Linked DNA regions of Homo sapiens: region 2 is linked to region 1. Evidence: read pairs that join two places in POLR2A ChIA-PET (ENCODE). Cell type or tissue: MCF 10A. All regions are shown on one strand. Links, peaks and the distances in the headings refer to the core of each region. The heading gives the core; the rest is flanking DNA. Region 1 has its middle 140 kb from the start of BCAS1-AS1. Region 2 overlaps LOC105372672 (a long non-coding RNA gene).

Evidence for each region. Peaks named below come from ENCODE experiments on the same cell type or tissue, not always from the same donor. Only the 100,000 strongest peaks of a DNase experiment are listed, where the experiment ranks them.
Region 2: POLR2A ChIA-PET joins it to region 1 with 6 read pairs; 10 of 35 experiments call an interaction of 5 or more read pairs at or near these places.

What each region holds. Positions count from the first base shown.
Region 1 is chr20:53,771,469-53,776,850 of GRCh38, reverse strand. No RefSeq gene overlaps it. Among named protein-coding and RNA genes, the nearest start is that of BCAS1-AS1, 140 kb to the left of the region's middle. RefSeq lists an enhancer at 1,564-2,763. In MCF 10A, for the core only: no CTCF peak of the experiment used is centred there; DNase peaks (open chromatin) are centred at 2,030 and 2,910.
Region 2 is chr20:53,608,725-53,614,106 of GRCh38, reverse strand. The region is part of intron 1 of LOC105372672 (a long non-coding RNA gene); the gene reads right to left. Among named protein-coding and RNA genes, the nearest start is that of ZNF217, 18 kb to the right of the region's middle. RefSeq lists enhancers at 3,288-3,337, 5,278-5,382. In MCF 10A, for the core only: no CTCF peak of the experiment used is centred there; a DNase peak (open chromatin) is centred at 2,386.

The DNA of each region.
Region 1 (5,382 bases), core at 122-5,121:
TGTGCACCAGCACACCTGGCTAACTTTTTGTATTAAAAAAAATACAAAAACTAGAGACGGGGTATTTCCATGTTGCCCAGGCTGGTCTTGAACTCCTGGGCTCAAGCAATCTGGCCACCTCAGCCTCCCAGAGTGTGGAAATTACAGGCATGAGCCACCGTGGCGGCCTCTGAATTTGTTTTAAGCCACTAAGTTTGTGGCAATCTCTTACAGTAGCAATAGGAAACTAATAGAGTAGCTTATTTCATCCTCAACCATTCTATGAGGTATGCCGTATTCTCCCCATCTTGCACAAGAAAAAGGCTCAGTAAAAGTTAAGACCACTGTCCAAGGTCCCAGCTAGAAAGTGGTGGTGGTGCTTAAAATTAATCCCAAGTTTTTCTGAAGTTCAAGCCCAAGCTTTCATTATGCCTCCCAGTTATCTAGGGTTATTTCACTTCCACCTGTGTGCTCCCAGGAAATAGCCTTACTTCTCTTTTGTTTTTTGTTTTTTTTTCTGAGACAGAGTCTCGCTCTGTCACCCAGGCTGGAGTGCAGTGGTGGCTCCATCTCGGCTCATTGCAACCTCTGCCTCCCGGGTTCAAGCAATTCTCCTGCCTCAGCCTGCCACCACTTCTGGCTAATTTTTGTATTTTTAGTAGAGACAGGGTTTCACTATATAGGCCAGGCTGATCTCGAACTCCTGACCTTGTGATTTGCCTGCCTCGGCCTCCCAAAGTGCTGGGATTACAGGCGTGAGCCACCTCGCCCGGCCATAGCCTTAACTTCTTGAAGTAACTCTCTCAAGCGGCTGAACAGATTCACCGTGTCTTCCATCTACTGAGCTACTCTCTACTGTGCTCTGATATAGCTACGACACTTTTGGTTGTACATGAAGAAACCTAGTTGAACTAGCAGAAGTAAAAAGGGAGAATTTATAACAAGAACAAAAAGATATCTCATGAAGCCCAAGTCCAGGAAGGTGATTAGGCCTTAGGAAGGACTGAAACCAGGAGATGGGAAGCTAAAAAGAACCTGACCAGGCTGGGCATGGTGGCTGAATGCCTGTAATCCCAGTGTTTTGGGAGGCTGAGGCAGGAGGCCAGGGATTCAAGATCAGCGTTAGCAACATAGAAAGTTCCTATATCTACAACAAAATAAGTAAATGAACAAAATAAAATAATCCAACCAGCAAGACCTTCTGTTTTTCTTCTTTTTTTTTTTTTCCTTTGAGATGGAGTCTTGCTCTGTCACCCAGGCTGGAGTGCAATGTGCAATCTCAGCTCACTGCAACCTCCGCCTCCCGGATTCAAGCGATTCTCCTGCCTCAGCCTCCCAAGTAGCTGGAATTACAGGCATGCGCCACCACATCCGGCTAATTTTTGTATTTTTAATAGAGACGGTGTTTCAACCTGTTGGCCAGGCTGGTCTCAAACTCCTGACCTCAGGTGATCTGCCCGCCTCAACCTCCCAAAGTGCTGGGATTACAGGTGTGAGCCACCATGCCCGGCCTGGCCTTCTGCTTTTCCATTCCTGCTTCTCTGCATCTTGGCCTCATTCTTTTCACTGTAGATTGACTTTCTCTGTCGGTGCATTGTCATGGTGGAAAATGTCTACCTTTGTGCTCAGATTTATACCTTACAGATCCAACTATTCAAAGAGGCCGACTGACAGTCCTCAAGGCAACTTCCATGTTCCCTGGGGTAGAGAACTCGATTGTTTTGGTTTCCAGCAGGCATTCATCTCTTGTTGGATCAGCTATCAACAGGGTTATGAAGAACAAATATGGCTTCCAGGGACTCCCCTTAGCTGAGACAGTGGACTCAGGGCAGGGATACAAGAAACACTGAGCCGAGCTGATATCGCAAAAGATAAGTACCTCACATTTATTTTCTCCAAGTTTTGCCAAAAAGCAATAGAGATAATAAGGCACCTTCTTCCACACGGAAGACCTTCAGTGGTTTCCCAAAGCTTTCTTCCCTTGTGGTCATCTCTTTTCCTGGGAAACTCCCTAAATCCTTCAGCCATTCCTCATTATGACATAGTTCCCAGATCACTCATCAACTCGCCTCTTCCCCTACCGCCCCCTCAACCTATGAAACTTTGGCAGGATCCTCATTAAAAATTGTACTTTGTTTCCATAACGAACCTCCATTCTGCAAACATGGGTTGCCTAGCTCATTCAAATTGTTTTCTTTCTTTATTGTCCTTGGAGCCCACAAGGCATATCCTGACTCCATTAATGCAGCCTAAGATTCTTTGCTTGTCGGCAGCTGTATGCATCTGGCTCAAATTGAACTTGTGGCCAACGAGAAGCCCCAGAACTACTTCCCAGGAACTGCTGTCTGGCCAAGTCTCCCCATTCCCAGAAGTGAATAATTGATGCCAGAATCCACATCAATCCCTGGTAAATGCTCTCTTATTTCTTCCAATCCTTCATTTGAAGCTATGGAGACCATTGTGAATCTTGATCCTGTAATACCAATATTTTGTCTCCTAGAAATTGCATCTGAAAACCTTAATTCTTTAGTCCTGAATCAAAATGATATCCAGGATAGATCAAAGACAGGGTCCCAGGGCACACCCCTGGAGACCTTCTAGGTTTCCATGACTCTATTAATCAACATCAAATAACTGAAAATGTACTGCCAGTATTTTATGAACCTTTCATTCCTGGAACAGGAAAGGTGGCTGCCCAAATTCCTCAAATATTTTAGATGTTTAATTTTTATAAGGACAGAGAACATCTAGTATGATTATAATCTAGGGCATTAAGACTATGGGAAGCCTCTGAAAATCTTCTTTAATTTGGATGAATCATAATAACTGTCACTGAGTAAGCACTTACTAGGATTACTGAATTTACTTCTCACATCAACCCAGAGGAATTCATATTTCCATTTTATAAGTGTGTAACCAAGGTTACACAGAAGTCAGTTGGTGGAGCTGGAATTTGAACACAGGCTGTTGATTCATAGCCTAAATGTTTAAGCCTTACACCACGGGTGGATTTTTTTTTTTTTCTGTAAAGGATCAGACAGTAAATATTTTAGTCATTGGAGCCCATCCAGTCTCTGCCATTGTAGAGTAAAAGCAATCAGAGACAATATATAAATGAGTGTAGCTGTGTTCAAATTAAAAATCTTATTTATAAAAACAGGCAGTGTGACAGGTTTGGCCCCCAGACTGGAGTTTGCTAGGCCATCTTAGAATGTTCTTGCTTCCCCATCTGCATAGCAAAATCCTACTCAAATATGCAGCTCAAACATGATCTTTAAGTTACAAAACTAGGCAGCAACCTGGATTGACCTGTGGGCTGACCTCTGCCCTACACCAGCATGCCTCCCGACTTTGGATCTCACTGAAGAACTGTGAGGCTAAATGGAAATCCGAATCAGAGCCAGCAAGACTGACACCTTTCCCTTTTTTTTTTTTTTTTTTTGAGACGGAGTCTCCCACTATTGCCAGGCTGGAGTACAATGGTGTGATCTCGGCTCACTGCAACCTCTACCTCCCAGGTTCAAGCAATTCTCCTGCCTCAGCCTCCTGAGTAGCTGAGACAACAGGTGCACGCCACCAGGTCCAGTTAGTTTTTGTATTTTTAGTAGAGATGGGGTTTCACCATGTTGGCCAGGATGGTCGCGATCTCTTGACCTCATGATCCGCTCGCCTTGGCCTCCCAAAGTGCTGGGATTATAGGCATGAGCCACTGCACCTGGCCAACACCTTTTAAAATACATAAAGATTCACTCATTCTCTTTTTTTTTTCGTTTTTTTGTTTGTTTGTTTGTTTGGTTGTTTTTTCAGACAGAGTCTCACTCTGTCACCCAGTCTGAAGGGCAGTGGTACAATCTCAGCTCACTGCAGCCTCCGCCTCCCAAGTTCAAGTGATTCTCATGCCTCAGCCTCCCGGGTAGCTGGGATTACAGGCGTGTGACACCATGCCTGGCTAATTTTTGTAGTTTGGGTAGAGAAGGGGTTTTACCATGTTAGCCAGGCTGGTCTCAAACTCCTGATCTCGCACCCGCCGTGGCCTCCCAGAGTGCTGGGATAACAGGCGTGAGCCACCGCGCCCAGCCCAATCATTTTCTATTTAATACTTCCCTGAACAGTAGTGATTCCCTGTGAGGCTGTTTTGCTACCTTTTCCAAAAACTCCCCAAAATAAATTAATAAATTTATAACAATCCAACACATGCACACGCACACACACACCTGTGCTCTGAGTCCTGGCATATGTTTTCAGGCACCAAGAGCTTCCTAGCAGCCATGCATTTGTGTCCTGTAGCAGAAGTTTGTTCCCAAAGTGCTGGAAGTATCAGTTTGTGATTTGCCAGGATGAAAAAGGCAGTACGGAGGTGTCTTACTGGATGTTAGGATGCAAGCATTCAAGGATATGGTCCAGGAATCAGAGAGTAAAGATTAATTCAGGCTTAATGGAGGAGGTTGTAACCAATCCTGCAACCAGAAAAGAAGTCACACACAATTGTGAAGAGTAAGTGAAAGATACCAGGACCAGGCTGAGCGCTGAGGCTCACGCCTGTCATCCCAGGACTTTGGGAGGCTGAGGCGGGCAGATCACCTGAGGTCAGGAGTTAGAGACCAGCCTGGCCAACATGGCAAAACCCCGTCTCTACTAAAAATACAAAAAAATTAGCCGGGCGTGGTGGCAGTCGCCTGCAGTCCCAGCTACTCGGGAGGCTAAGGCAGGAGAATCACTTGAAGCCTGGAGGCGGAGGCTGCAGTGTGCTGAGATCACGCCATTGCACACTCCAGCCTGGGCAACAGAGCAGGACTCCGTATCAAAAAAAAAAAAAAAAAAAGATATGAGGACCAAAGCCCCATTATGAACTCGAGCAACTTGAAAAGAACAAAACAGGCATTTAATGCTGGTCCAGAGAAGACTACTGTTTCTAGAGACACTAATTTTCTTGTTAATGGGAAATGCAAACATTTGCAATTCACTGTGCACTTTGCAGGAAGACTATAATAGGCCAGCTTGTATGAATTTAACCTATATGTTTCAGTGTCAACAGTTTCCAGGCAAGCTGTGCGGGGATGGTTTAAAATTTTAAAATAGAGAAAATATAAACAGTAACAATTGAATGTTTTTAAAGACACAAGAAGGAAGCATAGGTCATAATAACAGAAGCCCTGGGCATCTTTTAGCATGATTTTTTGTATTTTTAATGCTAAAAAAGATTTATTTGTTGCCGAATAGCTTTAACAGAAGTGCTATGGCAGAGTGGTTAAGAAAACAGGAGCTAAAATTAGACAGATATTGCCGAGCACAGTAGCTCACACCTGTAATTCCAGCACTTTGGGAGGCTGAGGCGGGTGGATCACCTGAGGTCAGGAGTTCGAGACCAGCCTGGCCAACATGGTGAAATCCTGTCTCTATTAA
Region 2 (5,382 bases), core at 166-5,165, 160 kb after region 1:
ACCCTAATAATGCTATAAATACTTCTGGTGGTGGTTTCTAGGCTTGATCAGCTTAATGATTCATTTTACTTGCAATGATCTTTTTCAGTTGTTTGCCTGTGTGTGCTTTAAAAAGGACAAAAATAAGTTTGGAGGAAAAAAAATTTAATTGCTTTCAAATGTTCCAATAAATTCAAACCCATATACTCTTGCTCAAGAATTTCCTTGCTAGGTTATTACATACTTTGCCAAATCTCTCTAGCTTTCTCCTGTTTTCTTAATCTTAGGAACTATGGAAGATTGTAAGTGTTGCTGGCTGGTCAGAAAATGTAAATGTTTTCAAACAACTTAAACATTTACATGTCATGAGAGATTTTTAAAAAATCAGATATCCACTCATAAAAACAGCTACAGGTTTAAGAATCAGCAAAAAACCATCTTAGGCCCCAGAAGAGAAAGAGTATATATATTTTTCACATTCTTATTTAAATAACCATCTGTTATCTGCAAATGTAGTTCCTACTGAGAACATCCCAATAAAAGGCCGGTCTGTGACTAAGGAAATACTCCAACTAACGATCCACTGATAGGCAAAGAAATATCAACAAGGCCAGGAGGCCTCATCGGTCGCTATCTAACAGACCTGGTAACAGCAGCAGTACCAGCTAGATGGCAAAGGAGCAGTGGTTGTGCCCAAACCATTACAAGTTTGCTAGGATTATTTCAGTCCATCTAGCAACTCACTCCAGGTGGGCAGCATTTAGGCTGGATTCTATGCAAACAGAACACAACAGAATACACTGGCAATGAGGGGTGCCCTTGTGTTCCAGATAATAGAAGCTTTGAATTCTTATACCCTAAAATTTTAGTGTTTCTGTAATGGATCTACAGTGTTTTGCTGTATAACTTGAAAACTAAGACAGACATAAAATCTTTAAAAGCTTAGAAAGGGAAAAAGGAAAAAAGTCTAGAAATTTTTTTTTTTTTTTTTTGAGTCTTGCTCTGTCACCCAGGCTGAAGTGCAATGGCGCCATCTCGGCTCACTGCAACCTCCACCTCCTGGGTTCAAGCGAGTCTCCTGCCTCAGCCTGCCGAGTAGCTGGAATTACATACAGGCGCCTGCCACCATGACCGGCTAATTTTTCATTTTTAGTAGAGATGGGGTTTCACCATGTTGGCCAGGCTGGTCTCGAACTCCTTACCTCAGGCGATCCACCCGCCTCGGCCTCCCAAAGTGCTGAGATTACAGGCATGAGCCACCGCGCCCGGCTACATTTCTTTAAAATTTCTCAAGTTAAAAGTAAATAACTGTTAGAATGGTTACATCCAATATTTACAAGCAGAATGTGTTTCCTGAGAATTTGCCCTTTCATTTAAGGTTGCAGTAGTGCTGCCACCATGTTTTCACACGTGATCAAATGTATCCCATTGGAAAACCGTGTAATCTTGTTCGGAAATCTTCCTCAGGCTTTGGCATCCTGTGGGTGTTCTGCCAGAGAACTTTAATCCAAATCATAAACTTAAGTCATAGGTACTAAAAAAGAAACTTCTGGTCTAGGACTTTGAATCTTTTGACTGTTAATAATCAAGAAAGCTGTATTTTCTTTCGTTTAAAAAATAGAGACGACTGGTGGTGGTGGGGGCTGCGGGTGTGTGTGTGGCTCACGCCTGTAATCCCAGCAATTTGGGAGTTTTACGTGGGCAGATCACTTGAGGTCAGGAGTTTGAGAACAGCCTGGCTAACATGGTGAAACCTCATCTCTACTAAAAATACAAAAATTAGCCGAGCATGGTGGTGCATGCCTGTAGTCCCAGCTACTCGGGAGGCTGAGACATGAGAATTGCTTGAACCCGGGACAGGGAGACTGCAGTGAGCCGAGATCATGCCACTGCACTGTAGCCTGGGTGACAGAGTGAGATTCTGTCTTAAAAAAAAAAAAAAAAAGAAAGATTAAAAATAGAGATGGGGGGGTCTCACTATGTTGTTCAGGCTGGTCTCAAACTCCTGGGCTCAAGTGATCCTCCCACCTTGGCCTCCCAAAGTAGAAGCTGTATTTTCAAGTTGGTCAAGTGTTCACCTACTCTGCCTCCAACTGTGATTTCAGTATATACAGGCATCCATAAAGTCTAGAAACAAAGAATCTACGTCATTACAAACATCTTCAATTTGTAAAAATTAGAATACATATAATAGGATAGAGTATAATAGAATAAAGTAGGATAAAACAAAACAAAGTAAAATGAAATAAATTAAACAACACTGTGTCTCCAGACTTTATGAAAATCTTTTTCGTGGACTTGAGGATGTACCGAGCCAGTGGAGTGGCTGGATGAAATGGGAACTCCACCGCAGGAAGTGGTGCTTTTCTCATGCTGCTAATTAAGGAATGTGGAACCCTTCTTTCTGAGTCAGCTTGGCGGTATGTAGAATTCTGTCCTGCTCGGTGCTTACGTGATTATTGCATGAAACTTTAGAAATAAACCAGAGTATCTTGCCACTTAACACTTAAGAGGCCAGAGGTGGTGTGTGTGTGTGTGTGTGTGTTTTTAAATGGTTCCTAATCTTTAAAATGGTTAGTTGCAGCTGGCCTTTTATCAGCTGATCATATTTACAGCAGTCTCAGATGGCACGGTGCCGTCCCAAAAGATTTGGACCATTTAGAAGCTCACATTTTAAGGTACACAGGCTTATCATAGCATTCTGAGGATTCACTAGAATTACATGGCAAGAAAAACTTTTCTGTGGAACTGTTTACTATTCTTATTTTAAATTACTTTTTGGTAAAATAAATGTTAATTTATTTCAAAGGTAATATAAGTAGATTATGAAAAATAATTAGAGAAAAATAGAAAGTAGAAAAAGGGTCATACATATGCCATTATTGAAAAACAAACATTAAAAAAATTTTTAAATATAACCCATCATAGGATTAAGGGTAAAAAAAGAAAAAAAGAAACAATTTTAATAAAAATTTTGAAATGTATGCGAAAGTAGAGAGAATAATAAAAATAGTGTAATGAGTAACCCCCATATCTGATGCCCAGTTCTAGTTTCTTTTTCTTTTTCTTTTTTTTTTTTTTGAGATGGAGTCTCGCTCTGTCGCCCAGGCTGGAGTGCAGTGGCACGATCTCAGCTCACTGCAATCTCTGCCTCCCGGGTTCACACCATTCTCCTGCCTCAGCCTCCTAAATAGCTGGGACTACAGGCACCCACCACCACGCCCGGCTAATTTTTTGTATTTTTAGTAGAGACGGGGTTTCACCGTGTTAGCCAGGATGGTCTTGATCTCCTGGCCTCATGATCTACCTGCCTCGGCCTCCCAAAGTGCTGGGATTACAGGCGTGAACCACGGTGCCTGGGCAAGTTCTAGTTTCAAGATGTTAACCACCTTTGGTTCAATTCTCTTGTTTTTTTATTTACTAAAGTATTATAAATTCTCCTATGTCATGTCATTCTTCTATATCCTTCAGTATACATCTTTAAATATATATATAATGCATATTCTGTAATAATCCGTGCCATTATTACAGCTAATGAAATAAAATTTTTTTGTTTTCATATAATATTCAGTCTGTACTAAAATTTTTCTGATAAAATCAATTTAAATATTTTTATGTATATTACATCCTTTTTTCGTTACTAATAGAAAAAATTAGAGTTCATTAAAAATACAACTTTGCATCTCGGTTTTTTCATTTGCTATTATAAATATTTCCCAATGGCCTATTTTTCAAAGCTTTCTAATTCTAAAATGGCTGTATGTAATCGTGTGGGGATACATAACTTGGATGACTAACCACTCCTTTATTTGTGTCCCTCCACACATGCATGGAGAGTGAACGTGTATTGCTCTCCCCCTCGTAGTAAATCTTGTTACCACGAAGATCTTTGTTCCTAACACCTTTTCCTACATTAGGGCTGTTTCCTTAGGATTGATTCCAGGAGTGTTATTGCTGCATCCAAATGTATGAACATTTGTAAGGCCCTTGACTTGTCTCATTGAGTTGTTTACAAAAGGACTGTACCAATTTACACTTCCACTTACAAAGGATGAGAGAGCCTCTATTAAAATGTTTAAAGGCCGGGCTTTTCAGAGCTCTTATAAATCATTGGCTATAAGAGGCTGACTTAGGTTTGTCATATGGTCATAGTCATCTCAAAATAAATAAATACGCATTTTCTATAGCTATAAAAACATGGCATGCGCAGACTGCCAAACAACCACAAAGTAACTTTGATTAAAGGAGGAAACTGGTCTACTTGTTGAAAATGTGGTAATGAGATAGTTTCCACCCAGCCGGGAAGCGTGGCCCGGAGGGGGAGGGGAGCCTGCATTTCTTCATGCCTCTACCCATCCTGAAGAAGGTAGAAAGGAACAGGTCAGCGTTCTCTTCCTTTACTTTGTAATTTTTTTTTAAGCTGAATATTTAATTTGTTTCCATATGCCTGAGTTGATGATGCCAAAATACGGTTGAAAACTAGCAGAAAACTTCTCGTGGCAAGGGTTTCCTGTAAACAAACCCCATAGTACTGGGTAAGAGAGGATTAGGGCAGAGCCATTTTAGCTGCGACTCCCAATTCTATTTTGTTTCCTTGGGGACATGCTGTTTTTATTTGTGGGCTTCAAATAAAACTGCTGCAGAAACTGTTTATTTCTGTTCAGAGCATTCTTATTTTCTTTAAGGAATATATCAGTTACAAATCTTTGTAGAAAGTTCAGCTGTATTGGTTTGGAGAAGTTTATGTGTCAGTTTTTTTTTTGAGTCAAGAAGAAAGGAAAAACTCAACTACTGTTATGTTTATATGAGGACAAAAAAAAAAAAAGGAAGTTGATAAGAAAATACTTAGCATGACAGTCTTTAAAATCCAGCATCTGAATTTTTAATTCCTCACTCCCCTCCTTTTTTAAGAAACAGTACAGGAAAGATGGTCTTATTATCCTTGTTCGCATTTCACTGTTTTCACCCCACTCAACCAGGACGAAGTCATTCCTCAAAGCAAGTAGGAACAAAACATAATCTCTTAAGATATTTTTAAGAGGACATGCTGACTTGGTCTTTGTAAAAAAAAAAAAGTCAACAAAATGTGCTAACCACATTAAAAAAAAAGTTGTTAAAGGAGCCAAAGGGATTAGCCCTCATTGAAGGGCTGTATGAGAACAGGAAGCCTTCCGGGGCGAATCCTGGCTAACGTCATTTTGGCGGACGTTTATTGCGTATCGCCATGTGCCAGGCACCGTTTTAAGGCTTCATGGTGATGAGGGCATTTAACCCTCGGGACACGCCCATTCTGCAGGTGAGGCTGGGAAGAAGGTGAGGCCAAGGCCCGGCTCTCCCAGCGGCTGAGGGCGGCGGCAGGATTTGAATCCAGGCGGTCTCTGGAGACTGGGTTCTGAGAAAACC